3 separate regions of the Mus musculus genome follow, and all the other regions are linked to region 1. Evidence: chromatin loops called from intact Hi-C (ENCODE). Cell type or tissue: left cerebral cortex. All regions are shown on one strand. Links, peaks and the distances in the headings refer to the core of each region. The heading gives the core; the rest is flanking DNA.

What was found. Hi-C counts contacts between places; a loop is a spot of excess contacts. Peaks named below come from ENCODE experiments on the same cell type or tissue, not always from the same donor. Only the 100,000 strongest peaks of a DNase experiment are listed, where the experiment ranks them.
Region 2: it touches region 1 in a loop (4-fold over the local background); 3 of 42 quality-filtered maps call a loop at or near these places.
Region 3: it touches region 1 in a loop (4-fold over the local background); 3 of 42 quality-filtered maps call a loop at or near these places.

Annotation. Positions count from the first base shown.
Region 1 is chr6:50,521,941-50,532,437 of GRCm38, forward strand. All of the region lies in intron 1 of Gm31279 (a long non-coding RNA gene), which reads left to right. Among named protein-coding and RNA genes, the nearest start is that of Gm26289, 13 kb to the right of the region's middle. In left cerebral cortex, for the core only: a CTCF peak has its summit at 4,949 (motif pointing left); DNase peaks (open chromatin) are centred at 4,695, 4,957, 5,711, 6,487 and 2 more places.
Region 2 is chr6:50,404,150-50,414,646 of GRCm38, forward strand. The region is part of intron 2 of Osbpl3 (oxysterol binding protein-like 3); the gene reads right to left. Among named protein-coding and RNA genes, the nearest start is that of Gm52900, 28 kb to the left of the region's middle. In left cerebral cortex, for the core only: no CTCF peak of the experiment used is centred there; DNase peaks (open chromatin) are centred at 810, 1,730, 5,322 and 8,196; H3K27ac peaks cover 762 bases.
Region 3 is chr6:50,392,951-50,403,447 of GRCm38, forward strand. All of the region lies in intron 2 of Osbpl3 (oxysterol binding protein-like 3), which reads right to left. Among named protein-coding and RNA genes, the nearest start is that of Gm52900, 17 kb to the left of the region's middle. In left cerebral cortex, for the core only: no CTCF peak of the experiment used is centred there; DNase peaks (open chromatin) are centred at 2,874, 4,431, 5,331, 5,861 and 4 more places; H3K27ac peaks cover 4,118 bases.

The DNA.
Region 1 (10,497 bases), core at 734-8,733:
GGCTTTGCCTTGACCTTTCCGCAGAGCTGAGTTCCTTCTGGGGAAGAGCCTCACAAATCATCCCACCTCCTGGTATGCAACTGTTCTCAAGAGAGTTTTAGCCTATGTTCATTTAAAAAGTATTGGTTATCGGCACATAATCTAAGTGGTCCACATGCATTGTGAGTCACTTGTCTTCCAAAGGATCAAGCCAGACACAGTTGTTACTTTTGGCTGTTTGTTGGCTAGGGGTGAATTAGTGTGCATTAGTGCTCTTCACATGAATTAGTGTGCATTAGTGCACTTCACAGTGAATTAGTGTGCATTAGTGAACTTCACAGTGAATTAGTGTGCATTAGTGCACTTCACAGTGAATTAGTGTGCATTAGTGAACTTCACAGTGAATTAGTGTGCATTAGTGCACTTCACAGTAAATTAGTGTGCATTAGTGCACTTCACAGTGAATTAGTGTGCATTAGTGCACTTCACAGTAAATTAGTGTGCATTAGCGCACTTCGCAGTGCATGTTTGCGACCGATGATCAACACTTTCTCTTTAAGGGGCAAGTTTGTCCATTTGTCATCATGTTTTCACATACTTGATGTGACCTGAAACCCTGATGATCATGTGAGAAAGTCCTTCTCTCCCAAAGACTATGACACCTTTTCATTAGAAATGGGGGTTGCTTTTGAGACCGAGGAGGACGACAAAGATCTCCCCCTTTTAACCCAACAATGGGTAGTCAAGAAAAGGCACGACTCCCCAGGATATCCTAGAGCATTCCTGTGGACCCAGCTGCCTCACCCATGAGGGGTTATCTTGGAGGAAATGACTATGTTTATATGGATTTATACCTAAGCAGTTGTGTCACAGAAGGGCAGTTAGTTGTGTCACCTATACACCCGAGTTAAAGAGACAGAGACCCCTTTCTCAAAGTGACCCAGTGATGGGCCTGAGACCGTGAGCTGAGCGGTGGTCTGTGATCAGCGAAGCCTTTTCTGTGGCAGGCAGAAATATTGTCAGACTAAGGATTACCATCCAACATCCTAAGTCATCCCAGACCGCGTGACCTGGCTACACAGAGGCTATCAGCTGACTCATATGCCAATGTGACTGCATGAAGAAGCCCTTTGTGGGTTGGTGAGAGTCTTTTATTGGGATCAATTTGCTCCCAGAAAACATCTTGGAAGCTCACCGACATGGTAGTCACAGATCCTCAGTAAGTTTGGCAACACTAAGAATACTGCTACAAAGTCCTAAGAAAATAAGTTTAAAAAAAAAAACTGAAAATTGAGATGCAATAGATTTAAATGAAGTTTTGGTCCTGCCACTGTTGTTGATTTGTTGTTGGCACTGTCAGCCGTGAGAAGATTAGAAGCTGTGTCAATCGGCCTCTGTTGCTGTGACAAGATGCCTGAGTGAATAAACTGAGAAGGAGGATGGGCTCATGGCTCCGCAGCCCCCAGCCCAGGAGCACTTGGCCCTGTTACTTTGGGGTGAACGGTAGCACAGTACAAGATGGTGACTGGGACAAGGTTGGTCAAGACCAGGTGGTACTTTTTAACCCTCTGAAATACCAACACAGGTCAAAATGTTCCAACAAAGCTTTAAATTCAGTCCCAGTGATCTGTCCCCTGTCTTCAAAAAAGACACATGCCCCCTTTCTTTCCCTCATTCAGTAACCATGGAGCGCCCATCCACTATATGTCCGAGTGCTGGGGGGACTGTACTCATTGAAGTCCTGCCCTCCTGGAACCAAACAATAAATATGCTGACAACCTAAGGGCAGGAGGTGGTGGGTCCAGTAAGGAAAACCGAAGCAGAGCAAAACCATCTTTGTGCCAACCCCAGGAGAAGGGAGGATTCCAAACCAAGGGAGTAGCCATTGAAAGAAGTGGGGTGGAGTGAGCAGGTTTCAGTGCTGAAAAGGTTAAAGTAGGAGAGGTCTCAGAGAGCTGGGTCCCTAAGGCTGGGCAGGCCTTAGAGAGCCATCTGGAGATCATCTTCAGGATGCAGAAGTGAAGTCAGCCGAATGTTCTGAGCAGGGCATGGTGGCTTGATCTGACTTATTTTGCTACTTTGGTAAATGTATATTTTGTTTAGCGTGTGAAGAATAGATTGCAAATGGTGGTCCAGGGTCAAAGCAGTGAGCCCACCTCAATGGCTAAGACCTTGCCGACCTGCTCCGTGGAGGTGGAGGTTTGGATGTGACCTGTTCCCCACAGTTCATGCCTCAGGACTGGGTCCTTGAGGTGGAAGTTTGGGGAGGTAAGTGTAGTGGGAGGTGCCTAGGTCAGCTGGGGCAGGAACTCAGAAGGATTAGATGTCTCTTTTTTTCCCCTCAGTTCTAGATTCTGTCTGATTTCTCTACTTACTGCAAACACTGCTCTGATATATTCACGGTCTCTACTTGCTTGCCTCCGTTTTCTTCCCAGTCTTGTTGCTCCGTGTTCTCTGAATAGTGCTTGAAAGGGCTTTGTTCCGATGGCCTGCTGGACCCTCCCGGTCTCTCTGGTTTCTAGTTCCAAAGGTGAACTCTTCTTCCCTCAAGCAATCCTGCAGCTGCGATAGACCGCACACAATGCTACCCGGGGACCCAGTCCCGAAAGCACACCGCCACACTGAGCTGTTTGGATTTTGGCTAAATAAATCCTTTTTTCTTCATAACTAGCCTGCTTTTGATGTTTCATTATAACAATGAAAACTATGTTATTACAAGGTGTGATCATGGAGATAGAGAGAAATGCTCTGTTAATGATACACTTGGATGGGATCCCAGCACTCAGGAGGCTGAGCAGTAGAGAATTAACTGGGTTCTCAGATGATTTTGAGAGCAAAGAATCTGTGATGATTCATTAGGGCCTGGCCTGAGGAAATGGGGTGCATAAAAACACCAGTCTGAGGTAATCCAATCACAAAAGAACACACATGATATGCACTCACTGATAAGTGGATATTAGCCCAGAAACTTAGAATATCCAAGATACAATTTGCAAAGCACATGAAACTCAAGAGAAGGAAGACCAAAGTGTGGATACTTTGCTCCTTCTTAGAAAATGCCCATGGAAAGAGTTATAGAGACAAAGTTTGGAGCTGAGATGGAAGGAAAGACCATCCAGTGACTGCCCCACCCGGGGATCCAACCCATATACAACCGCCAAACCCAGACACTATTGCATATGCAAGAAAGATTTTACTGACAAGACCCTGATATAGCTCTCTCTTGTGAGGCTATGCCAATGCCTGGCAAATACAGAAGTGGATGCTCACAGTCATCTATTGGTTGGAACAGAGGGCCCCTAATGAAGGAGCTAGAGAAAGTACCCAAGGAGCTAAAGGGGTCTGCGACCATATAAGAAGAACAACAATATGAACTAACCAGTACCCCCAGAGCTGTGTCTCTAGCTGCATATGTAGCAGAGGATGGCCTAGTCAGCTATCAATGGGAGGAGAGGCCCTTGGTATTGCAAAGATCATATGCCCCAGTACAGGGGAATGCCTGGGCCAGGAAGCAGGAGTGGGAGGGTTGGGGAGCAGGGCGGGGGATGTATAGGGGGCTTTGGGGATAGCATTTGAAATGTAAATGAAGAAAATATCTAATAAAAAATGCCTAAAAACAAAACAAAAACACCAGTCTGAAATGGATGAGGGTTGAGTAGAGTGAAGAGAAAAATGAAGAATCGGGTGCTGATTTGTGAAGGTTGAGACACTTTTGATGAGAAATCGGAGGTGTCAAAAGTCAGCCAGACACAGATGCTGGAGTGGCAGAAAGAATCTGGGGGCAGTGTATGCTGATAGTGCAGTAAGTCGTAGGGCCATATTACGTTACCTTATTCTAGTTTCATTTCTGTTGCTGCTGACAGAAAGCAACTTAGGGGAGGAAGGAATTTATTTCAGTTCACAATTACAGGTGACAATGCGTCACTGCACTGAAGTCTCAGTGACATGAGCTTGAGACAGTGGGTCGCATCACACCCACATCAAAAGCAGAGGGCGATGAGAGCCTCCGTACTGATTTGCTTGCCTGCTTACGCTCAACTTCATTTCTCTCCTCATAATACAGTTCCGGACCCCTTCCATAGGGAATGCCGACACCGCAGTGGGCTGGGCCTTCAATTAACCTAATTAAGAAAATCCCCACAGACATGCCCGTGGGCCAAGCCAATGTGGACAATCCCTCATTGAGACTCTCTTCCCAAGGGATTACTACAGTGATACAATTGTATCAATTTGACAATTAAAGCTAACCACAAGAGGAGCTGACATGCCTAGAGAGGAAGGCCAGAGGTTTAACCTCTCTGGAAGGCCAGAGGTTAAAACCAGAAGAGTGCGACTGGGAGACAAGAGCGTTGCACCTGAGGGAAGGCGTTACAACCCAGGTGAGAGAGGGCAGTTCAGCTGTTCCACGGGTCTGGCAAGCAGTGTTTGCAGAGAACACTTCGGCAACAAGACTGACTAGGAAGAAAATGGAGGCAAGGAAGGGGAGACAATGAGTATATCAGATCAGTGCTTGCAGGAAGTAGAGAAATCAGACAGATTCTAGAAGTGAGACAGGCCGTGTGAAGGGGCCTCTCTGCAAAGGGGCGATAGGGCAGCGTGGCTGCTGCTAAGAATGATTCTCTAAAACAGAAAGAAACAATGGTGCTAGAGAATACACACTTCAAAACAAACATCCCAGTGTGTCAAAGCTCTTGGGATTTAGGACACGTGTCTGTGCCCATGTGCTTGCTTCAGAGCACCTGGAGTGAGAACCCTGCGGGTACAGTCCAGAGGGAGCAGAGCCAGATGGCAGCAACTCGATGCTTAAGCCTCTCCTGTGAACTATGACCTATTATAGCATGACATTTGGCAACAGAATTTTAGATTTAATTTTTGTTCTTCAATCCATCCCTTAAAAAAAAAAAATCTAAAATAGGAAAAGGACAGAAAGGTGCAAAGTAGAATGGATTGCTAGGATTCAACAGCGACACCTTGTGGTAGTGAGGTGAATGGCACTAGGTAATAAGTTCCTTCTGGCCGCACATTCCCTTCTACACCACAGAATCCAAGGCTGACCCCCTTCTAGTGTGCGTGTGCGTGTGTGTGTCAGAGGGTGTCTCTTCATATAGGCAAAGATGGTATTTTCCAATGGGGAAAGTGGGTTCTCAGAGTCACATTTAATAATTTAATTCTCTTCTGTGGGTTTGGAAGGCTGAGTTCCCACCTGAGTTTCTGAACTTGGGCTGTCACAATTCCTTTGTTATGTAAAGTCAGACAAGTCTCAGAAGGGACTGTGGCCAAAGTCTTGCCACAGGAAAAGGCACTTGGTCCTAGGGATTCCTGTTGTCTTGTAGTTTACAACCTCTCTTAAGATCCATAAAGAGAACTGTGGTTAATTTTGATTTTTTTTTCTTCCTATAGCTTAATGCTACAGAGGGTCGTGAGGTCCTGGAGAGATTCCCTGATACAGTAACTCAGACAGTTTAATTGGTGAGGGACAGATTAAGTTCTCAATATTTAAAATAACAAAACAAAAGTCCTGAAAAGAATGAATTGTGTAACTAGATGAAAATATTCAAAACTAATAAAAGGGGAAATTTGTGTAGCTGAAAAAAAAATGTTTCTGCCCTGACGTAATAATGAAAATACCAGAAAAGGTCATCGCTCCTATGGGACTATTATGGGATTGGGAGATCCGTGGGTGGCACTCGCAAATCAGCCTCACAGTTGGATTCTGAGACAAATTAAACCTGAGTCAGAGTCAGGGCGTGAGCCTCCACTATGCCTGCTAAAGGAGACCGCTTCTCAGCCCGTCCCAAGCCAGCATGGATTTTTACGTTAGTCTCCTCTCAGCCGGCTTCAGATACAGAGAAAAAAATGGTGTTTTGTTGGAAACTGTATTTTCTAGACTCCCCCCTCCCCCAAGTCAGCCCCTCTAGGGGTTTCCCATTCAGGTTCTGTGGAGGCCATTTGGTGACTGAAAGAAACAAATTACTGATACAAAACCATTTTTGCCCAGGGCTGGTCAGGGTCCCACCATCTATGCTTCTACCCCAGTACTCTTCAGTGTTCCTCGGCTGTGAAAATGCTTCCTAGCCTCCTCATGCTCAATGCTGATTGAAGGACCCTTACTAGTTTTCTTATTAGTAACACCCTGAATATATCTTCATTTTTACATCTGTATTGATCTCATAATTAAATCCTATGTTGAAAAAAATAATCTTAAAAAATAAATTTTGAAGTCATAAAAATACTTTAAACATTCTCCTTTTGAAAATTATTATTGCTTTGAGCTTTGAAAAAAAAATCTTAGAGGAAAACGAAGAGGTGGGGTTGTGGGGAGCAGGATACGCATGCTCCCCTCTCAGAGGACACGTTCAGGAGTTGCTGCGGCTTTGCTCCCTCCTCATTTTTGAGGTGAGGCCTTGCCTGCCTGCCTGCTTCTAGCTGAGCTTGCCCACGCATTTCTGAGCCATTTCTCCGGCTCTGTCTCCGTCTCTGTCTCCCACCTTGAGTTGAAGTCCTGAGAACCCAAGTGCTCATTATGACACCTGGCTTTTTCTTAGGTTCCGGGGACTCCTGACTCTGGTCACTGGGCTTGGAAGGCAAGTTCTTTACCCACTGAGCCATTTCCCTGGCTCCGCTTCTTACCGGCTATTCTTGTTTTACATAGTCTTTGTTTTTATATAGCTTTTACCTTGTCTTAAATCTAAAGTATGACTAAGAAACGGGAAGTGAGCGCTTGATAACCCGGGTACTAGGTGACTTCAAGACTTCTGACCCAGATATTCTGGAATATTTTATGCATCTTTGAACAGGAAACCCAGAAGTAAAATTTCTTGTCTGGTGTGACTGTTTTCTAAAAATTGTGATAAAATATAAAACTTATCATCTTAACCCTTCTAATGACTTGAAGGAAAATAATTATAAACCAGGAGCTCCATAAAAGAATATGATTGGCCAGGAAAGGACAACGCCTTAGCCACATTCCGGTCAGAACCCGACCGACCTGTGTCTGCTTTTGGTTTTCACCAGACAGATTTTTTCACAATTTAGAACAAAGCAGATTTGGAGACTGCTCTATTTGGTTACAGAGCGTGGGCTGCCACCGCCCGCCCCACTCCACCTCCCGCCCCCGCCACCCCCGTTCCTACTGTCAAGGTTGGAAACTACAAATCCTTCATTTAGATAAAACTGTAAAAGGAAAGCCAGAAATGCGATTTCTTGTAATTTCCATGCTGCCTGTAACTAAAAATAGACAAGGCGGAAAGCAAAGAGACCATGGCATTTAGCTCTCACTCTTTGCCTGGCTGGATTTAGAGTCCATCAGTAGCGGGAGGCACTCCTCTCCACCTCTCGCTGTTATAGGAGTGGATGAACTCGGGGAGAAAGACCGTCCCTGGGGTGAGTGGACCTGGCCGTGGCTGCACTCTGCCCCCGAAGAGAAGCATGTCAGCTCAGTACAGTATCCCCATCTCCAGTCCCTGGTCTGCCCAGATGTAAATCCCGCTCTGCTGCTTTCTTCCCACCGTTATAGACTGAACCCCCTGCGACCATGAACTGAAATGAATGTCCCTACTCATGTTCTGAAATGGCACCTCCGTCTCCTCCCAGCTCAGTGCTGAATGCTTTTCGTACCTGCAGGGAGTTCACCCATGCCTGGCAGCCTTCCTGGATTGCTCTTCTCCCACTACTATTTGAATCAACTGGTTTGGAAGTGAAAATCTGGCCCTGACATTTTCTACCAAGAAGAGTTCATGTCGCTTCGGGCGGTGGTGGCTCACTCCTTAAATCCCAGCACTTGGGAGGCAGAGGCAGGCCGATTTCTAAGTTTGAGGCCAGCCTGGTCTACAGAGTGAGTTTCAGGACAGCCAGGGCTACACAGAGCTACCCTGTCTTGGAAAACAAAACAAAACAAAACAAAACAAAACAAAAAAAAGAGTCCATGTCTAGAAAGTGAGTCTTTAGTTTCTGTCTGGTTGTGAACTTCAGTCAAGCAAAATGACCCCAGAAGAATAAACAAAGAGGGAAGGTTGGAACTGCTCTGATGTGATGGTAAAGGTCTATGAACCAGATACTGGGGTGCTTTTGAGGGTTCTGGCTCTTACACTGGGAAGGAATGGGTGATGGGCCAGGTGAATCTGAGCCTTCATCTTCTAGTTTCTGTGTTCCTAAGACACCACTTGCTGAAGCAAAAGAAGGAATGATTAAGGAAGGGGAGCAGTGTGTGACGTGTTAAACATCCAGAGCCAGGAATCCCGGCAAGAGACAAGGGAGAAACAGACAACCAGGCTAAAGACCTGGACTGGGGCGTCGGCAAGGAGATGGAGAAGAAAGAAAGAATACGTGGGCATTTCAAGAATAAAATCAACACGAATGGAGATGTACTGCACTGCAAGTGCTTTTAACATCCTGAGTTAGGATGGGCAAGAGAAAGCAGTCAGTTAGTAGATTCAGGCATTGTTCACTGTCCTAGCCTGTTTCTTGTGGCTGATAGCGCAAGTCCACAGACTGGGTGTATTATAAAGGAAAGAGGACCCAAAGTCAGGAGACGGTATCTGGTAATCATCTCCTTGCTGGCAGAGTTCCAAACCAGGACAGGACATTTTTTTTCGAGGGACAGGGGTCCATGTTGGTAACTCTTAAACAGTCATCAGTGTTTCACCATGGATGATCTGCCCTGAAGATTTTAGTCCTAGTCATCTTGTAAATACATCAAATAAAGGTTCTATGCTGCTTTGACTTTTTAAACCCTCCTTTAATAAGGGTTCTTAAATGCCTAACATTCCTTCCAGCCCACCAAACACCAGAGGTAGTGGAAAAGAACAGCTATTAGGATACAGGGGGAAGCGGACCTGTCTAGAAAATTGTTCTTTGGAGCAAATCCTGTGTTGTCAGGAAATCAGCAGTTCAGTTCACAGGAATCAGCAGCAGCAGCAACAGCAGCAGCAGCAACTTGATCCACTGGCAAACACTTCATGAATATTCCAGCAGTCCAGTTCAGTAGCGTCAAGGTAGTGAACATGAACTAGCAGCAGTGGCATGACCCAGCAGAAACAGCCAGGCCTCTGCCAAATTGACAACAGGAGTGACCTAGACCAGCAGGGATGCCAAGAGAAGTTCTCTGCCATGCCTCTCTCAATGAAGTGAAGATCAGTGAAGAAGATGTGAGATGAACTAAAAGTTGCAAAGCTAGCTATGCAAGCCTCCTGCCACTGTCTGTGGAGTCGTATTTATACTCTGTCCTCCCACCAGTCTTGCCTCACCACATGAGTCTGTCTTATCAAAACTCCACATGAGTCTATTAGCTGACATCACCCTGCCAATCTGCCCAAGTCCATGGAAGTTGCAAGAAGCCACAGGAACCTCATGAGAAGTTCTTTACGGAGTTTTTCTCTATGGTGTCACCATAAGTGGAGCTCAGCAACACAATGTAAGAGGAGCCAATACATGTGTGTGTCCTTAGTGAAGAATCCTTTCGTGTTCTTGCTTTAGCAAAACATCCTTTCACCTGTGTCCGATTTAGGAAAACACTCCTTCATGTGTCTGTCCCAGCAAAACACCATTGGACATAACTGGCTTTCCAAAGAAACCATAATTATCCACATCTGTTCTACCTCCTTAATGCCTCACAGTGCCGATGACATTCCAATATGAACTCCATCTGGTGTTTTAATCACATCATTCATCCTTCAACTCAGATTCATTCATGGGAAGGTAACAGTGACTGGTAAGACTACCAAAAGGTCAAGGTCAAGTATACATACCATTAGAATCCAAGACTAAGAGGTAAAAAAAAAATAAGAAGAAAGATATTTGAAGAAATAATGGGTGAAACAATTGCAGATTTAAAAAAACAAAACAAAACAAAAACACAAAAAGAACCCTGTAAGTATATATTAGGAGACTCAGCTATTCCCAAGCTGAGAATTATTATTATTTTATAATAAAATAAAATTAAAGTTCCTAGGCACTTTATCACTTAATATATGAAACAAACAAACAAACAGAAATCTTGAGGGCAGCTAGTAAAAAAATTAATACATTCTATACAGAGCCGCCATCCTGGCTTTCTCTCCAAAAACCACAGAGTCGAAAGGCGTCGGAACAACAGCATACTCTCAAGAATGAAGGTGAATCAAGTCTCTCAAGGAGGAAAGTTCAGGAATTTGCCTACAGCAGTTCCGGTCTGCCTGGTCTGATAGCTGCCAAGCTTTACAAGGGAACTAACCCCAGGGGAGAGCTGTTCTCAGACTGTGAAGAAAGGCACTGGAAACGCTAACTGCCTGTTGACATCAATGGTGTAGCTGCAGAAAGGAACCTTTTCTGTGTAAGTTGCTACTATGTAACTGTTGAGAGCAACCTGCATGTGTAACAGAATGCCGGGTATGGGAGTTGCAGAAGGTAATAGGGTATGTGCGCTTGCAAGGACATTTTGCATGGACTGCTACAGAGTTAACGCTAAGCTACAGAAGTTTGTATTTATGGGGATGGAATAGAGGGTTTGCGGAAGGGAAAATGAGAAGAGGATAACATTTG
Region 2 (10,497 bases), core at 638-8,637, 120 kb before region 1:
CATGATGGGACCTGAAGGCAGGCCACCTTCTCATCACTAAATCCTACACTATCTTTCCTGGCAAGGCCACACTGTGGACCGTGGACCTGAGATAGGCTTGCACACTTGAGTGAGCAATCACCAACACATGAGAGGAGCATGAATATGTGAAGAAAAAATGCAAGGAGAAAGGGGGTGCTGAGGTCTCAATGCCTAGCTCCCCTAGTTTTCATAAAGTAAAATCTCATCACCAATCTGATGGCAGTGGGAGCTGGGTAAGGGATCAGTTAGGTTAGGAAGGCAAAGCTCTTACGGATGAGATCAATAACCTCCTGCTTGAAAAAAGTGGGCCCCAAAGTGCTACCTGCTCCACCCGGCAAAGACAATCCCAAAAGGTATGACCCAGGAATCAAGAAAGACACTCTCAGGAGAGGCCATGCTGGCTGTCACTTCAATCTTGGGCTCTCTAGTCTTTGGAACAATGAGAAATACACTTCTGTTCTTTTTAATCTACGCAGTTTTTGGTATTTTGTTGTAACAACCCAACCTGACAAGCTGATGGAGTCAGGCATTTGAGACGCGCCTTGACAAGAATGGCATTTCTGACATTCCTTTTTAAAACAAAAGAAACATTTCAAACTCAAAGTGGCCCCTGCAGACAGACCTACTGTGGTGAGGTGAGATGCCGGGCTGTAACCAGTCAGCTGCCTTCCCTTCACATTCAAATTCCACACGTGACCGAAGGATGCTGCCGAAGCAATTCTAGGCTTCACGGTTCACAGGAGGAGAATGGACAAGCCGCTGCCCAAAATAGTTTAATAAGGCCAGCAATGACTCACAGAGTGACAACAGGCCGAGCCAACAGATGCCTGCACAGGGCAGCCCAGGCGAGAGGGAGGCTCATGGCATAAAGTTAAAACGGAAATTCAAGGACAGGAAGGGACATCCAGTTATAGACCATGAGGACCACCAAAAAGACAAGGTCAAACAAACATTTCAGCTTCATAATTCATTAACACCATCTTGGTGACAAAAACAACAGACCCTTGAGTGTCAAAAGCAACTACATGCACCTACCTAAGAATGTTTCTCCCTCCACTGGACTCTGAGTAGGTCCCACGTTTGCGCTATAATTGTATGTGTATAACATTTTCCTTTGTGTATGAATAATTAGGAGGAAGCGAAAAGGACAAAACTCCCAGACATGAACAAGGACAGTGGCAGGCATGGGTTAGTCTAATTCCCAGAGAAGATTCACCCACAGTGTGACCGCTTGGAACGTTGACCAAATTTCCCATTCTACTGCTATTCCAGAGAAAAACGAGTCACTCCATAACACTGTAAGTTTTTTAGAGCATAACCCTGAAAACAAAACTACAGCAACAACAAACATCAACAACAAAAGCCCCGTGGGCCAGTGAGAAGGTTCAGGAGGTGAAGGTGGTACCTATGAAGACATGCAAGCTACACGTGGTGGAAGGAGAAGGAACTCGGAGTCCCACTAGTCGTCCTCTGACCTGTGTGTGTGTGTGTGTGTGTGTGTGTGTGTGTTCCATGCATGGCGCACCTCTCTCTCTCTCTCTGTCTCTCTCTCTGTCTCTCTATCTCTGTCTCTGTCTGTCTGTCTGTCTGTCTGTCTCTCACAGACACACACACAGAGCTATGTAAGATCTTCATGGGTATTATGCATAGAATAAATAGAAACCCTATAACAATAAACTGTGGAACTGCTGGCATGACACCAGCTTTATTTTCTATAAATAGTCCATGGAGAAGATGGGGAAGGCAAAGCTTGGAAAAAGAAAAGAACAGAATGGGACAAACTTTGCAGGATACACACACACACACACACACACGCACGCACGCACACACGCACGCACGCACGCACACCCACAGAGTTAGACCTAATGTGTGATAGTTTTAAAATGGAAACCTGTGAGAAAGTAATTTTCTCAGCTGGAACCAAACATAGGATCAGAAGTAACGGGAGAAAAAGTCATCCCAGAGTGTTGTTTTGATATGAAAGTTGAATCTCACGTTGCAGGACAGACCTCATCTGAAAGACACCTGCATCAATCATCTTAGTAGGTGTTTATTGTGAAAATCCCACAGATAATCACAGCATGCTTAACACTGACCTTACCGGCAAGGGTAAGTCTCCTTTGCTGTGTGTCTGGAAAGCAGTCATCTTTTCATTAAAACCCTTTTGTGTGTCTGAGTCATAAGCTCTAATGACAATCAAATTCCTTGGATTAAAGACAGAATTTTCATTGAACAGGAGTGAAGTGAAGTATTTGCCAACCAAATCAAAGCCCTTCATCACCTGCTAGAGAAGAAGGCGCCCGCTGGGCCTAGACAGAAGACAACTCTCATGAAAAACAGCATTTTACTGAAAACACCCATGCCTCTTTGCTCCCAACCCTGAGGAGGACGCAAACGCTCAATAGTCTCAGTGGGGCAGAGCGGTCTCAAAGTTAAGTTGGAAATCACGAAGATCAATACCAGGGAAGGGTGGCTAACTGTTCAGAAGGCCTCCGTCTCGAGATGGAGCCTGTAAACTGAGTTTTCCAGGCAGCCTCCATCTAAGTGGGTAGTTCCCAGGTGTTTGACGCCCTTGAAATGCAGTGGAATGGAGTGTGGTGCGAGCTGAACTAAGTCAGCTCTCATCCATTGTCTATTCCTTGCCCATCATTCAACACTTAGACTTTCTGAAACATCCAGAGAGGAAATCCATAAAAAGCCACTTTTCTGACTTTAGCTCTGTTGTACAGGTTCATTCCATGTAACACATGGTCTTCAAAATTGTGTATAGCCACTGGAGGACGATCACAAAGACCTTAGAGTAGTCTGTTCTCTCTTTAGACCTCTTTGAAAAATATGGTCAAGTGGCTTGTGGTAGTTAAAAAAAATAAAATAGGTACAAAAAAGTCATTAAATGATTGACAGTGGATGGTGCATTTACACCACAGGCTGTATAATACACAGTAAAATACTAAAACAGGCATAAGAGATTTTTTTATTTAAAATAATTACATATTCATAACTGTTAGGTCTCAAACCCAGGACAAATGCCTAAGGTGCCCATTAACATATCAAAGAGAATGCTGGCTGCCTGTTTCTTCCAGCATCCCTCAGTCTCTAGCTGTTAAAGGGCCCTCTTGGCTGGCACACCCTCCCCATACTCTGAACTCTCCAGCCCAGCTATTGGGCGGAACTCCCCTCCCCAGCTTCTCTGGCCCCTATATAACTCAACCATTTTGGTTACACTGGTCTCCTGGCCTGGGCCACCCTTCTTGGTCAGCAATACTTTCCCCTCTCCTCACATGGCTTCACTTGTTTGATTCAGACTCCCCAGATGTTTCTGCCTCTGGCTGCACTCTCCCTTGTATCTACAGTAAAATAAAATTTAGACAATAAAGTTACCATTCTGCCTGAATTTAAAAAGAATGGCAATGATCGATTAACATAATATAGAGGTTAGGTTTTGTTGGAAAATTTGTTGGACCCCTTTTCCATGCAAGGCACTGCTGTATTTGGGGGTGCCCTCACCCCCTACAAACACTGACATTTAATTTTCCTCTGTAAATTTTATTTTATGTTCTCTGATGTTTATCTTGCAATGAACAGAAATAGCATAAGTAAAGCAGAGGGGAAAGACAGGAGAAGGGAGGGAGGAGAGGGCGTGGCAGCCAGGCCTACATCCCTGCTACTGGGGAGGCTTCAGCATGAGGACCCCATGTTCAAAGCTTGCTTGGGCTACAGAGGGATGTGAGGGCCAGGGCAGTGAAGTGAGACACTTTGCCAAATCTATAAACTGTAAGGAAGGGACTAGGTGATAGCTCGGTTTTGAGTACCTGCCTAGAACTGGGGTTAATCCACTGCATGGGGCCAGCACAGTCTCCTAAAAGCAATCCCTTTGTCTCTACCTAATTCATTCTGAGGTTCCTCCTGGCAGAGGAGTCATCAGCAGGATTATCTCCACTGCTCCCTAAAATACAACCAACTTCATGACTAAGGGATCCAAACCTGTTTGTTTTCCTCAAAAATTAAGTTTGAAAAGTCCTCCTCAACCTGATCCCAGACAGGAAAAGAAAACTGTTTAGTTAGGAATGATTCACAGCCTGTAAGAAATGAAGACGGTCTCCAATGCAACCTCTAGTGGCCTCCACAGTGCACAATAATCTGGCAAAGAGCCTCGAGGCCTTAAGATGCCCCTAAGACCACTGCCCTTAACAAGGTCAAGCTGCAGGCCAGCGAGCCACCTTCTTGCCCCTCCTGCGAGAATGAAGTCCGCACATCCATGGGAAAGTAAATGTCCACTTTTGACCCAAAAAACAACCCCAGCTCTGGGCTTTGAAGATTTCTATGCAGACTTCTGCCAGGTGAACAAAAAAAGACAAGGTGAAGAACAGTCATTCCAGCTAGGGACAGGGCCTGCAGGCAGCAGGGCTGCAGGGGACGGCGGGGAGGGGTGGGGCTGCTGAAGACAGGGTAGACATAGGCTCAGAAAGATGACTCTGGCAAACATGTTGAATGCCATTGATGTCAGTCAGTCCTGACCCACATGCAGCAGGAAACCAGACTGGTACTAAGGTGAAAAGCAAGTTGAATAGAAAGAATGGAAGAGGAGATAAATAGCTGAGCTCCTAAGAGCATATCTAGTGGACGTTAGAGAGGCCTTTGGTAGGGCATCTGTGAATCATTTTCATTTTAGCTAATGACTTCATGTTATACATAATTGTGATGGTTTGTATATCCTTGGACCAGGGAGTGGCACCATATGAAGGTGTGGCCTTGTTGGAATAGGTGTGACCTGGTCGGAATGGGTGTGTCACTGTGGGTGTGGGTATAAGATCCTCACCCTAGTTGCCTGGAAGTCAGTCTTCCACTAGCAGCCTTTGGATGAAGACATAGAACTCTCTGCTCCTCCTGCGTCATGCCTGCCTGGATACTGCCATGCTCTCTCTTTGATGATAATGGACTGAACCTCTGAACCTGTAAGCCAGCCCCAATTAAATGTTGTTTTTATAAGACTTGCCTTGGTCATGGTGTCTGTTCACAGCAGTAAAACCCTAACTAAGACAATAATCAACAACTTATTTTTCTGTACATTATTCTTCAGTCTTGCCCATATGTCACATGTAATCCTGGTTGTTTCCTTTGAGCTGTTCTACAGAATTGTACTGGTGAAATATACAGATATCTATCCACCCAGACATTTATATTGCTTCCCGTTTCGTGTTCAAACAATGCAGCTGCAAACAAAACGTACATATGACACACCCACACACCTTTGCGGCACTCTACGTATCTAGTTTGAGTGCTGCATCCACAGTGCTACTGGCTCCCACCAGCTACTTAACTGCCAAGAATCTCTAACCTACCACCCTGTCTTCCGCAGCCCTTCAGCCTCGCAGCGCTGGTGCCTGCAGGCACTGTCTGTAGTGGAACCAAATGATAGTTCCACTAAGAAAACATGAGCTTTCTCCACTTTGCACGTCGCCCCTGCTTCCAACAGCCACACTATTTAGTGTGAACAAACCTGTAGATATTGAATAGTTTGCTTGGTTTATTTTTCCCCAAAGTATATCCCATGAAACGTTGAGAGGGAACTACAGAGCTATGTTCTGCTTAGGCAACAGAGCAGAAACAGCTTTGAGATGTATCTGGCTGAAATTGGCAGAGGGTAGAGCTTAGCTGCTGCCTTGACCTGAGTGTCTGTGTCCTCCATTCTTACCCACCCCCACCCCCACCCCCGTGGTCACACAGGATGACACCTAGTCACCACAGTGAGGGATTAGGTAAGACCTCTGAGCAGTAATTAGTCTAGAGCACGATTAGCCTGATTTTAAAGGGTCCCAGTATGCAGTCCTGCCTGATGTCTGCCCCGAGACAGAGGAAAGACCATCTGTGAGGCACAAAGCCTTCAACACACACCAAACCTGAAACACCTTGACAGTGGACTATCAGCCTCCAAAATGATGAATGATAGACTTCTGCTGTTTATAAACTGCCCAGTTTGGGATAATTTGCTATAGCATCCTGAATGAGACCTGAATTAGACCACCTGTTACATAAAAAGCTACAGAAAGTCTTTCCAAAATTGACTGGTCCACTCTTTGGGCATAAAGTACCCAGCATCCTTCCTTCTACCCTGGATTCCAAGACTTCTACAAGGTCCAAAACAGCTTCTAAAATGTTGTCATCTTCCATTTTAAGACAAGATGAAGGGAAAAGAAAACCAGTAAGGATAGGCTCTCAGCTAAACAGCTGTCTTTTTATTAGACTTCTGGGTGGCTGCTAAGTCAGTCTGTCTCTGTCTCGGTGATTCATTCTCTCTCTCTCTCTCTCTCTCTCTCTCTCTCTCTCTCTCTCTCTCTCTCTCTCCCACCCCTCTCTTTTGCATGTTCATCATGCATATCCATGCACTCAGGTACACACATACACATAGGCATATGCATGTGCCAGCTTTAGTCATATGACAGTACCTAGCTGTAAGAAAAACTGAATAAGCTGTTTGTTTGTTACTGAAGTATCTATGTTTTGAAATAACAAGTGCAGTAATGAAAGAGGAAAATGAAAAGTCCCATACTTTAGGGAGAGCGGGAAACATGAGAATTATTAATTGTCATTATAAGTGAACTGATTCAACAAGATGCCAAACATAAGAATAAGGATGAGGGGTGCAAGAGGCGGATTTCAGAATCCTGAGCTGAGAGCTATCAGATGAAATCATAGGAATCATTAGGATGACCAAGGTCAGTGCAGAACAAGAAGGGCCAGTGAGGGCCACATAACAGGGAAGGCAAAGCCTAAGAGAAAGAGAGGAGCAAAATTACTGCAGGAAATGAAACACACTGTTCAAATAAATCAAAGAGCAAAAGGCTTCAGGGGAGTAGGGGCTGTGAAAGCCTCTGCAACCAGCCTAGCAGTCACTCTCATGGACACCATCATTCCCACTATACAGAGAGTCACTGGAACTACATGTATATATGTATATGTATGTATGTACACATATACATGTGTGTGTGTGTGTGTGTGTGTGTTTATATGTATGTTCCCATTATACTGGAGAGCTACATGCTTGTATGGAGCCTGAGTTCACTCTCAACCCCAGGCTGTAAATGGAAGATTCTAAACCTCTGAGGTAAGCCCAAGCCTCTTACCATAGATAAGCTTAGGCAAGCTCCTAACATAAAACCCTGGCTAATGAGCCTCTAGGCAATGTTTGGAGGAACAGCACACAGGGGCCAAAGCCTGAGTAATACATTTGCCCCTTTAAGACAATGAATGGAGCCACTGGGACGCTTGAAAGCTTCCAGACTTCTTCATGGGTTTTCTGATACTTGCATCCAAAGCCATTCACACAGGAGGGAAGCCCTGGGAGACTGGAGATTTAGAATGTAGTATCCCAGTCCAGTCACTGAGAGTTCCAAAGATGGTAGCAGCTCTACAGGCTGGGATGGTACAAGCAAAGCTTGGATGGCTTCTCCTAGTAACTCTGCATCTAGAGAAAAAGAAACAAAGATACATGCCGAGGTTGAGAAGGAGATCGGAAAGAAACTTGTACTTTTGAAGATGAGAGTCTGGGAACCTGGAATCTGCAAAAAGATGTTAAAATGCTGGCAAGGAGGGGTGGAGAGATGGCTCAGCGGTTAAGAGCACTGGCTGCTCATCCAGAGGTCCTAAGTTCAATTCCCAGCAACCACATGGTGGCTCAAGATTATCTGTAATGGGAGCTGATACCCTCTTCTGGTGTGGATAGCTACAGTGTACTCACATACATATAATAAATAAATAAACCTTAAAAAAAATCAACTGTTGATAAAGGAGTCAAAAATCAGGTAAAGAGTGAATTCAGGGACAGCAGTATACAGCCGGGCTGCATTTGAACTAGAGATACAAAAGAGACATTCAGAGGAGGAAAATGTGGTACCCATCAAGGAGATGAACAAGTCACGTCCCAGCAGGTCACATCAGAGAACAGCCACCGAGGGGATGAAGGCAGGCAGGGGCAGCTGGAACTCTTCCCACACCAATCTTCTCACCCCTTCCTTAGGGAGAATAATAATGGAATAGGCAGAGACTCTCTGGCAACAGGCAGACAGCAGGTTGTAAACCCTAGAAAACCCAGCCTCTATTTCTAGGCAACGCCTCCTCCCCCAGTCCTCCTCCTCCTTCCTAGTTGAGCTGTGTCCATGAGAAATAAAAGACACACAGGAGGAAATTCGTTGCCTCCGAGATGCCTCTCGTGTCTCTGCCAGTGGTATTTATTTGCTTTGTTCTATCCTGGCTTCCTGCCTGGTTCAGGGCACAGTGATTGCTTTAGCCCAGAAAACTGCAATAGCTCCAGCCTGTCTTGCCCACTCATGGCATTTCTCATGGCTTTCTGCTGTGATGCAGAGCCAGCTCTCCCAACCCCTCAGGAGATGGGCCACCACATCCAGCCACTGAACCACTTGGTGGCAAACTATCTTCAGAAGTCACCCATGCCTTTCCTTCAGTTCATCTTCTCTCCTTTGCATTTCCTCAGCCTCCAGCAGAGACTCCATGTGTGCACAACTGCCTCTGGGTGAAGAGATCACTAATATAGCCTAAAATAACACATTCAGTTATTTGGCATATAATACATCACAACGTGGGATTCTTCACAAACTTAAAGGTAAATGATGTATAAAATAAAGTCTTGACCTAGGGATTGTTAGGTTTCAAACCTGGGACAAATGGCTGAGGTGCCCATTAGCATATGAAAGGGGACCAGGTTCTCCCTGCTCCCCTCAGTTCCCACCTGTCAAGGGACCGTCCTTGCTGGCATACTCTGTCCCCTATCGAAACTTTTCCATCCCAGGGGCTCGGCTTCCCTTCTCCCAGATGCCCTTCCCTATATAATTCACCCATTTTGGTTACCTGGCCTTTCCATCTATACTTCTCCATCCCAGGGAGAAGGGAAGCTGGCTTCCTTCTCCCAGATGCTCTTCCCTATATAATTCAACCATTTTCATCTCCTCTCTTTTGGGGCTCCTGGCTGCTCCATCTGCTTCTTCCCCTCTCTCACCCCTCCTTGCCCCTCCCCGCCTCAAATGCATGGTTCTAGGTCCTGTCTACTCTGGACTCTCCCAGACACGTCTGCCTCTGGCTGTGCTCTCCCAGATGTCTATAATAAGCTTTCTCTTCCACCATACCTAGCAACCATCATATCCTTTCCTTTTTATTTTTTCATTCAGGGATATTACCAGTGGTAGAATGGATACTTAGCATACCCAAGACCCTGGCTTGATTTCCAACACTCTACAAATTTCTAAAAATTTAACTTAAAATAAATTTAAAAGGCAAACTATGTAATGATATCATTCAAAGTTCTACACAAATGTGACTCAACTTTTCCTTCCTCCCTTTCCTTCCAACTTGAAATCCAGCACAAGGTTTCATAGTCAGTATCTGCCCTGTCTTTCCCAGGAGACAGAGGCTTTCTACATAACATGCAATGCAGCCAGAAGAAATAGGCTTTGCTCCAGGAGGCTGCTATGTAACCACACTACCTTCTATGAGCAGAAAAAAAAAAAAAAAAAAAAACCATAAGCCAGGCCCAACCTCTCCACACCATCATTGAAGAGTGGACCCGTTTGTTTGTTTGTTGGACAGAAAGCACAAGAGTTTCTGGGTTTCTCTGGTACAAACATTTTGCTTCCTCTTTGGTGCAAGGTTTCAGTCTCTTTTCTGAAACTTTAGAAGCTGGAAGCACCCAGCATTGTTTTCTTTAAACTTTAAAGGGGTGGCATGGCATGCATCTCATGCTTTATATCATGAGCTCAGCCTGGCTCACTAATATTCCTCCATATGGGAGGAGCATCCTCATCAAGAAAGATTAAAGGCCCAGCAGAACCTTGTGTTGGGGCATAGCAGACTTGGTCATTAAATGAGCTTAAGTAAAACGTAACTAACAACAACAAACTACTCCTATTCACAACTATGGTACAGACCTGTCCTGCGAGCTGGCTGTGCACGCCGGAGCTCACGGAGCTAGGCAGCACGGTTGCTCTTTCTGAACTCAGCTATGATGCTGCCTGTTCGGAGGGCTGTCATCTGTGTAGTCCCAAAGAAAATGTCAACCTGAAGCTATAAGAAACATCCAGATAACGTGTAGGCTTTCTGAAAGCTGCCCCCACTAGGTCTCGGTACCCCACTAATTCCTTATCGTCCTCTCCCCGCCCCCCCCAACCCGGCTGTGGCAGAGCCCAGAGACTTATGATTCCACCCATTACACCCCCTGCATGGTTTCCCTAGCACAGCACCACACCCGTGGCTCACACTGGCTGTGTTCAAGCTGAGAATCTGCCCTCTCTCTGTCCCCAGTACTCTGGGTCAGACCACAGTGGATCCTGTGGGAGAGACCAGAGCACTCAAGCTACAGAGGCAGGCAGCCTTCACGTCTGCTTTTATATCAGAGGTTTTAAGCAAGGAAAAGCAACCTTTCAGACAGCCCATTCAGACATTTCATTCCAAAACAAAACGCACAAG
Region 3 (10,497 bases), core at 2,063-10,062, 130 kb before region 1:
TAGCTGACGGCTACTTTCTGATTGATCGATAACCGGAGACTCTAAGCTTGGCAGGGGCTTCTGAAACCTCAAAGCTCACCCACAATGACACTCTTTCTCTAACAAGGCCACACCTAATTCTTTTTAATATTTTCAAATAGTGCCACTCCCTAATGGCTAAGCATCTAAATGCTTATTCAAACTACCACAGGTGAGGTGAAGCTGTCTTCTGTAGGACACCTAAGTACTAGCAACATATAGGGAGGTAATAAATTAGATTTCATCAAAATTAAAGATACCAAATTTTCAAAGAATAACATCAGAAGATGAATCTAAACCAAAGAATGGGGAAACTGTAGCTCATGTGCTTGATAAAGTCCTGGTTTCCAGAATATATCAATATAAACTCAGCGGTTTACAACTCAGCAGTATTAGGGCAACTTTTAAAAACTGAGATAACTACGAAGACACAAAAATGGCTGCAAGACACCTAAAGTAATGCTCAGTACAACTGCCATAAGGAATATAACTGAAGCCCACCAAGAAATAGTGTCTTACATCTTAATATGTAACCACCCTGTAAAGGGACTATAACTTATATATTTTAGAATTGACCAGAAACAAGTCTTGTGGAGGATATGGAAAAATGGGAACCTTTCTGACATTCTCATAGAATTGTATTTCTTAGCAATCTGACGGTCCATCAAACTATTGAAAATGGAGTGACAAATGATCCTGCATTGTTGCTCCCAGACCCATCCTCAGTCACACAGAAGCATGGCCACTTATTCCAGAGCATTCATGGCAACACAATTCACAGTACCCCCAAAGTAGAAAGTACACCTTGCTAACATTCCTTGGGAGCTTCAAGAACGTTTTTAAAAATCCCACCAACATTATTTTGAAAGAGCCTGCTTAACTTAAAAGAGAATGGACTTCAAATCAACACGGAAGCCTATGGCCTACATCAGTCCATACAAAGCCCAATAAATCTATCCCATCCGGGAGTCTGTGGGAAGCAAAGACGAAACAGCAACAGCCAAAGGTCAGGGCAACTCCAACACACGAGAACACCCACACAAATCACTGGGCAACACAGTCATCCCGAGACCCTCCAACCTTCTCTTGAGACGCAGCTAGATAGTCACACGGAGCAATCTGGGGTTTCCATGATGTCAAAGACTTTCTTCTGCCTTGGGAGGGGCACCTGCTTAGATTCTGCAGGTCTATTTGCATGCCATCAGGGGCCCAATTAAAACCCTTACAGAATGACTAAAAGCCCAATTCGGAAGCGATATTAAAATCATCCTCCCACTCTGCAGACAACTGGCTGATCTCTGACTTGTGCATCTGTTTTATGCTTAGCAGTGATGTTATCCAACAATTAGGGCGGGGTACGGGGAGTTACAGCTAATTCTCAGAAATACCACCACCTAGGTTAAAATAGACACACATTTACACAGATTCGCACAGACCAACCCTTCACTAGTCAGTAAACACACAACTTAATGAGCTCTGAAGTCCCATCATCTTCTGTCCAAAGCCCAAGACAAACAGAGCAAGCGCATATAATTCCAACTTTTGAGAATCAATTGTTTGAAACCATTTATTTATAGCCCAGTTTCTCACAGATGTCTGCCTGCTTGTGGTCATGGGCTCAGGCCAAGGCAGACCTGAGTAACTGTTGAAATGTATTCAAACAGTGAGGTGGTGAGACCTCTTTTAGAGGAAAAAACACCTTCTGGTTCAGCTGCTCAGAAGTGGCGGCATTCTGGCCACAGCTTCAAGAGACAGAAAGAGCTCACACCCTCTCTGGTCCCAGGAACTCTAAGCTGGAGGGAAAAGTGTCGGGCATAGTGCATGCTAGAGCCCAAAAGAAAACCTCCCAAGGGACCTTCATCTGCAGGGGCTCTGGCTCTGTACTACCACCACATAGGTCTAAGGTCAGCCTATCTGGAAATGAGAAGAAACATGAATTAGCATTATGGGATTTTAAAATACAACATTCACACAGAAGGTCAAACTTCTAGGTTTGAAGGTCTGTGTTTGTTCAGTAATTTGCCAGCAGGGTCTAGACCTGAGTGTCTTAGTTACTCTTCTCATTCTTGTGATAAAATGCCTAACAGTGGTTAACTCAGAGAAAGAAGAAGGGCACGCAGGAGAGAGGGAAAGACTAGCAGGAGATAGAGAGGAAAGATCTTTCTGATAAATCCTTTTTAAATCTGCTACAAGCCTGTGCAGCCCACACTGGGAAGGGCGGGACTTTCTGAATCAATGGATGCAAGCAGGTGAGGTTCTCTACTCAGTGGTTCTACTTTGTGGCAAACTGACATTAAAACCAACCTAAATTGATGGTAAAACAATACCTGTACACGCTCTACTATATGTTATGAGAAGTTCCATAGATACAACCAAGTCCCCCTGTGATATGACAGCCCACAGTGTGCTACTCGGTAGAGTTCAAACTCAGGTGTTCCAAAGTGAGGCTTGCCCTGGCCAGCAATCTATCTCCAGGGTGTCATGCCACACCTTAAATTTATCTGCCTCCTGGGGCCCTGATTTTTCTCAACCAGAGACCAATTCCCTAAGCAGGGAATCACATCACTAAGTAACCAGGATGGGGGGTGAGGGGGGGAACATAACATTTTTTTCAGGGGACACTGTGAACTTTTGGAGTTTGTTTCTATAAAGATGCAGGAGTTCAAATGCATCCTCTCTAACTCCAAGTGAAGGCTGGGGAGCGCTTGGCAGTCATGGTAGCCTCTCCCCCATCCCCTAGTCTCTCTCATCCAGTGAGCCACCAGCTCTACCCTGGCCTCAGTCTGGCATGCTCTCAGCCGAGCACCTGCTTCTGACTCACAGCCTCGCTGCCAACCCTAATATTTGTTCCAAATTCCCCAGCCTGGCTTCAGTTTCCAGGTCAAGGATTTCCTATTCACCCCTTTCCTCTACCCCACACTTTGAGCGAAAAGAATAATAGACCAAAGCACCCCAGGAGAACTGCAGGGCATTAGCCTAGGGTAAAGTCTGGTTTTAGAAAAGGAGAAAAACAGGGAGGAGACCCTGCCTTGTATGGAGCATGGGAGATGGGAAGGACTAAACGAACCATCCTCACCTAGAAACAAGAGGCATCCCAGTCTCTGTGGAGGTGACTAAGGATCCAGGTGTCCCTGAGTTCTCCTGGCAGGGCAGGGAGCAAAGCTGCCCCAGTCCATGGAGCCAGGACAGACTTCTCCCCTAACACCTAGCCTCTCCCTGACCTAACGTCTCCCACTCTCTGCATAGCTCTACTGTCTAGGTGGCCGCAGGACACAGGCAGCCCCTGAGTTGACTAGATTTTCTTCCTCAGATTCTGAGAGCTGGACATGGGGACCTAGTTGGCTCTCATGATTGCTGGATTTAGATATCTGTTGGAACCTGAGGGGTAGTTATTACAACCCAAGTGTGGAGAAAGTAGGGAAGGGACAGTGGCCGAGAGGGAAGTACACTGAGACGGTCAGGACGAAAAGAGAGATGAGCCACCTAATGAGCCAGTCAGACAGGCAGAGTGATGTGTGTGTGTGTGTGTGTGTGTGTGTGTGTGTGTGTGTGTGTATGTGTGACACCCAAGGGTGGATGAGTGGTTTGGTAGGAGGGGAGAGAAGTTGCTAGTCTTTCTATCTCCAGGGTGTCATGCCACACACACACACACACACACACACACACACACACCCTCATGCTGCTTGTCTGGGAGCTGAGCTGCCCCTGAACAATCCCAGTGAGAACCTTCCCATATCTGATCCCCTTTCAGTTACTATTTAGAAAAAGAAAAACAGTTTTAAATGGCAATGTCCAGCGAAGAGAAGGATGGGAGCAGACAGAGTTGGCAAAACATCCAGGGAACCTGCTGAGCCATCACTAGCAAGAGTTTATAAACATGGTCTTACCTTTGGCTCCGTATTTGTAATAGAAGAAAGGGTGTATATACAATCCCATGAGCAGACACAGCAGCCAGTTAAACAAAGACCAGACTACATTAACTCATCCAGCAAATAATGAAGCCTCTAAAAATCAACGTTTGTGGCAGGACATTAACAATGCACAACTGCCTCCCACCCTGCTTTTCCCATTTCCCCTTCACAGCGCCTCGACTGCATGGAACTACGAAAAACACAGGTGCTGCTTAGGGGTTTTCTGTCAACTCAACACAAACTTGAGTCTTCTGGGAAAAGAAAACTTCAACTAAGAAAATGTCTCCATCAAATTGGCCTGTAGGCAAATCTATGAAGCATTTTTTTTTTAATTAATGATTGATGTAAGTGCTCAGGCCATTGTGGGCAGTGCCTCACCACGACACGTGATCCTGGGGGGCAGGGGGGGGGAAGTATAAACAAGCAAGATGTGCAAGCCCTGGGGAGCAAGCCATGGGGAATGCGCCAGTGAGAAGTCTAGGCTTCGGGCACTGCCTCTGCAAGAGTAAGCAGAATAACACTGCCCCGCCCCAAGCAGCATTTGATGATGGAGTTTTATCACAGTAGCAGAAAGCAAACTAGGACAACACAAGACAGGAGAAATGGATGCAAGAAAACATCCAAAGACATGGAAAGAAGCTACACCCCATTCCTCCCCTTTCTTATTGTCTGGATTTTCAATATTTCAGAATTTCAATATTCAATAACAGCTTATTCAACATTTTATACCCAATTACGTAAAAATAAAATGAATTTGAAGAACTGTGAAAATTGTAACCCTTACATGGTTTTTATGGGGAACAGGGTTGCTGGAGTGTGAATCCAGGGTCTCAGGCATTCGAACCACACACTCTACCACTGAGTGATGCTGGGGTCTAATGTAGCCCAGGCTGACCCTTGAGCTTGCTATGTAGCCAAAGATGACCTTGAACTAGTCATGATCCTCTTGCCTCTACCTCCCAAGGGCTGGGACTGCACCATGAACTCTTGATTCCCATCTGATTTTGTATTTGTTGTTATGAAGTTGGGATTTTCCTAGCTCAGTAGTACCAGGATGGGTTTCTGAGCAGAATTACTGACTCTGGAAACAGCAGTCACTCAGTAGCCCTTCTTCCCAACCTTGACATGGTGACACTATTTGAAACAATTCTTCCATGCCTGCCCTTACATGTAAGGCTAAGTTTACTCTCTGCAAGAAGGGAGTTAACTCCATTTATAAGTGTTTTGTTAATGCCAATTATCTTCAACCTAATCAGCTCTCCTGAGGCCCAAAGGAGCCACTGGACAACCTGATTTTGGCCAGGAGGCCCTGAGATGCCACACGCACCCATCCTCTAGAGCTCTGGAGACCTGGAGCTGCTGACACGCCTGTCCTGGAATGAGTGTGCCCCTCTTCTGTTTCTGTGTGTGGCACATGGGCAGGCACACGCGCACGCGCACGCGCACATGCACACACACATGCGCGAGGGAACGGTTTGGATTTTATTTTTAAATCCCATTGCATGCACACAGTGTTGGACTAAAGGAGCCACTACTGAGACAGAAATCTTTCTGGTATGATTTTCACTGAGCCACAGTGAGCTACTCCTCTCTGTGAGCCCTTTGACACATCCCAGGAGCCCGTGCAGTGCAGGCCAGCAGGTTTGAGTTGACGTGGATGTACACACCTGACTTGGTTACTTATTGTCCAATCCTTGGAGCATGGAGGATCATGTCTCCTTGCTGTAAAGCAGACTGGTGTCTTTTCTTGAGCAGAAGAAACACCCTAACTCCAGCGTAAACACCCCAATACTGAATGAAGCATCCCCACTTCCCTGCTGTCCTTCTCATTTAATGGTAAAGTCCACCTTCCTTTCAATGGCCAGTGGGCGAGCCTGACAGGTGACAAGTGAGCACAAGCAAGGCCAGCTTTCCTTCCATGCTAAACCGAGGAGAAAAATCCTCCAGGAACAGTCTCAGCTTCTAGGGGCTTAAAACGCAGCTGGCATTCCCTGCTCTGCCTGGCACACTTCACTGCCTATTTCTTTCTCTAGCTGTAGCAACCAGAGTCATGGGTCCGGATTAGCGATGGAAACCGGAAGGGAGATGGGTTTTCCAAAACAGCGTGACCGAGCAGGCTTTCTTCTTCACGCTTTAACGCTGGTAGAGTTAAGAGGGCAACTAGTTTCCCATTCTTCCATGGCCTCTGCTTTACCCATTTTCAAACACGGAAAAGGGTGACGTGAACAGATACTTGGGCTCTCACAGCTTACTTCTGAGGCAAGATGGTTTACCTGAGGCTTCTCTCAGATGGTCCTTGAAAAACTAAAAGGAGCCCTTGCCAGCCTTCTGCAGAGGTGTGATGGAGCGAGCCAAAACCGGCTAGTGGGTGGGCTCCTAGAACACTCTCTGTTGCAGTAACTGGAATCAACTATCTTGTGTGTGTGCACTTGTGTGTACAGGAATGTATTAGCCACACATATGGAAGCCAGAAGAGACCATCAGGACCACTCCACTGTTGATCCCTGCTTTATTCCCTTGGAATTAGGTTTTTCTTTTTCACTGCAACTTGCCCTTTCCCCCTCCCGTAGTACTAAGGTTACAGGTACGTGTAGGACCAGGCCTGATTTTTAGGTGGATGCTGGAGATTCAAACTCAGGCCAGCATGTGTATGTATGTAGCAACTGCTCTTAGACTTAGAGCCATCTCCCTGCCCTGTCACAAGGGCCTTCTTGGTATTCAGCATGGAGACAGCCTACAGTGAGCTATTCACAGCCACAGGGCAGTGCTGATAAGGTAGATAACACTTCATACAAAGCAGTGTGGCAAAGGGCCTGACCTTTGTTTTCTCTTAGTTAGGGATTAAAAAGATTTGAGTAGATATGGGCACTGATGATTATTCAATTAGCTGTTCCACGATGAGTCTCGGGTTCCAAGAGGCACAGGACAGGGGAGCACTCTTGGCGGGGGGGGGGGGGGGGGGGGGGGACACACAATGCCCCATTCTCTCCATCTTGGTCCCACCTTCAGGGACTCATGTTCAAAGTGAGTCCTAGATATTTCAGAGACAGCTCTGAAGCCAGGAGCTGGCAGGGGAGTTGGCAGAAGGCAGACATACATTTTATATGCAGTTTAGAGGTTTCTGAACAGCATTTTTCTAAGCTCCAGGCTTACGGGATTTACATTTTATGACTCAGAACACTAACTGTGATCGCCAATGTTCTTATTTTTAGACTTTTTAGGCTGAGAATATGACAATAAATTCTACCTACTCTTTCTACAAACCCTCTCTACTTCCTCCAGGGAACAAAAAAGCTCTTGGCATTTTCTGGGTATTATTTTATTTGCATATACAGGTATGTAGTGAAAAAGTTGGTAAGTAAATAATTAATAACTGGATCTCAAAGTGATTCTTACAATTGCTGCATAAGATGGCAAAACATCCCAGGGGTACAGAAATAACTTGTGCATGGGTGGACTCTTCAGTTTCCTCACGGCATGCTGGCTCTCAGTTCTGTCTGTCTGCTCAGACAAGTGGCAAGGGACAATGACAGAAGGACCACAGTATGACAAAAAAGGAGACCGGAGATGAGTCACTGAGATCACAAAAGTAGTTTGTGCTTTCGACCAGTAACGCTTTGCCCTCCAGAGCCTTACCTGCCCTCTGCTCTTTTTAAAATAACTTGTATTAAGGTATACTCGATATACTGAAATGCACTCCTTTTAAGTGTCAGTTTGATGCGTTTGTAACAACTATATCCACCTACATAACCACCACTTCTGTCAAAGAGGGAACACGTCTCATTCAAAACCTCCCTCACAGTCTGCGGTGTGCCTGCAGCTCCACACCCGAGTCCTCTGTTACTGCCATCGTGTGACTTGTCCTAGGACTCCTTAGCCCTGGGACAGCACAATGTACAAAGCTTGGGTCCAGCTTCCAGTAAGTGTCATTCAGATTCCCAGTTCCTTATTCCCATGGCTCAGTGGATACCAGTGCAATTTATCTGATCTGGGCTGATGAACAAACAAATGAAGGCTGGATTATCAACATTAACCTGCCATGAACATTTGCATAAAGGCCCTTCTCTGGGGCAAATGTGTAGGCCACTGGGTATGTTTAACTCTACTGACTGCAACTTATGTTCCAAAGTGGCTTCTCCACTTTATGCTCTCATGACCAAGGTCAACACGTGGGATGCCAGGCTTCAGTCAGTCGTGTGCAGGAGTATGTAAACTTCCATGAGTTTAATTTATGAAATTTCAAAGTTTAAAGCATGAATTCCATTTTGTTCCTCCTCACGAAGAAACCCGCATCCTTAGGATACTGGGCAAATTAGGTATAATGAACAATGGGTCAGGAGCTAGGGGGTTGATTGTCGTAACCAACCTTCTCACCAAAGAGCCCTCGGGTGTCAGAAAAACAAACTATCTCATCTCATTTATTTTTCCTATTAGTGATAAATAATTAAGTAAAGAGCCATCTAAATGGCTCAGTTGGGAGAGTGCCTGCTACGAAGCCAGATGACCTGAGTTGGATTCCCCAAACCCCACATGGTTGAACAAGAGAACTAAGTTGTCCCCTCACCTCCACATGCACACCTTGCCACCAGCATGCCCCCTCATCAGTAAATAAGTATAAAATAAATAGGTAAGCTGGACCAAAGAGTACTGAAGTTCTTGTTATGAATCAGTTTTGCTAAGAGCGTCGGAGTCCTTTCGTAGGCCAGCAATGTTCTGCATGACGGCTGTGGTTTTCCGAGAGAGTTGGTATACACCCTAGTCAATGAAGAAGAACTAACTCCCCCAATACACGTGCATCTAGAAAGAAGCCTCATTTGATGCTCCTCTGCTTGGGTCTTCAGGCCGCATTGCTGACCCCTGCTCTGTGGTGGTCATCCGAGCTTAATTTCAAATTACACCTACTTCTTAGACGTTCTCGGTGAAAATGCATAAACACGCACTTCTGGCCATTTGTATTTTCCTTCTGAAGCCTTAAGCTGCACAGAGTGACCCCGGTCTCAACCTGTGCTGCTGCGTATATGAGGTAACCCTACCAGCTTCTAAGCAAATGCCAGAAGCCATGTCTGTCTCTTGGTTCCCATAAGGAAAGGTGAGGTTAATGGAACAGGCAGAGTTGGAGGAGGAGGGCAGGAGCCATGCGCTCTTTACAAAGAACCATAAGGAGTAGGAGAGCTGGGTCAGAGGTGACCAAAGCTGGGAACAGATGCACAGCAAAACAAATGAGGGTGCTTTGTTTTTTTTTTTTTTTTTAAGTTGCAAAGAAGTACTTACTAAAGAAAAAAAATCGACTAAAACATCTGGTGTTTGGGGACAGTGGAGAGGAAACCTTGACATTTATTTTTTATCTTCAATTCCTGTCTAAACACACAAATCATACATTGCCTATCCAAAATTCAGAATTCACTGAGCAAAGGCTCCCCATATCTAGAGAGAGCTCACACTATGCCAGCAGAAACTGAATAAGCCTTCTTCTACCACTGACAGCAAAGACATGGGCTTCGGTGGGAAGTCCATTTCACAGGAACGAGGAAACTCACCTCGCTGGCTAAAAGATTCCGTACTAAAAAGAAATATGAATATACTTCCAGGGACCTTTACCCAAGGGAAGATGGAAGATAATCTACCTGCTGCCAACCCAGGTGATCATTAGCCTTTCTCAGATCTCTCCTTCTTGAAGATCCAATGACAGTCAAGGTACATTCCCTCCAGAAAAGTGATCATTAAGTTAGGTCGGTCCCCTGAAGGTCTGGTGATGTCTCTAAGGTTTAAAGGACCCAGGTCTGTTTACTGACTCTGAAATGCCATCTCTCTGTGTTGCCCAGGCTAGCCTAGAATGCACAATCCTCCTGCTTCACTCTCTCTGTAGCTAACTACAGACCTATGCCACTCTACCAGTCTCTGGACCCTGGGTTTAAATGAAGGACCTGTTCATGTTCATGAGCTGAATTCGCCAGTGAGATTTCACTGACAATATTTCAAACAAAACCAATATCTGGAAACAAAAAAACAAAAACTTCCCTCCAGTCCAAATGCCAAATTCAAGTATGGCTGAATATGGAGATGTCTTTTTTTTTTTTAGCTCCAAAAATTACTTAACATTCTCACAGGAAGGATGTGTTCAGAGACAGAAAAAGAGCTGTGTGAAGACACTGCCCCCAGATGTCCATTCCCCCACCATCGCCCCTTCACATGAAGGTGAGATGCCTCGTCTGTAGTCACGGGGATGCAGTCAGAGCCTCATTTCTGTAACAAGCCTTCTCTGAAGGGTCTCCTCCTGTGAGACACCAGGGAAAGGAAGTGTCTGGCTAGAAAAGTGTGCGAGAATAAACTGCAATGTGTGACTGAATTTGAAAAAAAAAAGTCAGAATGGAAGGAGATAGAATTTGAGAATTCTGGATTGTGAAGCAAGTTCCTGTCTTTAGTCTGCAGACTAGTAGCACCAAAGACGTGTGGGTCCAATCCCTAGACCCACAACCATCCATCTTAAATGGCAAAAGGGACCTGGCAAGCATGGTAATGATAATCCCTGGACATGGGAAGACTGTTTCAGACTATCCAGGCGGGCCCT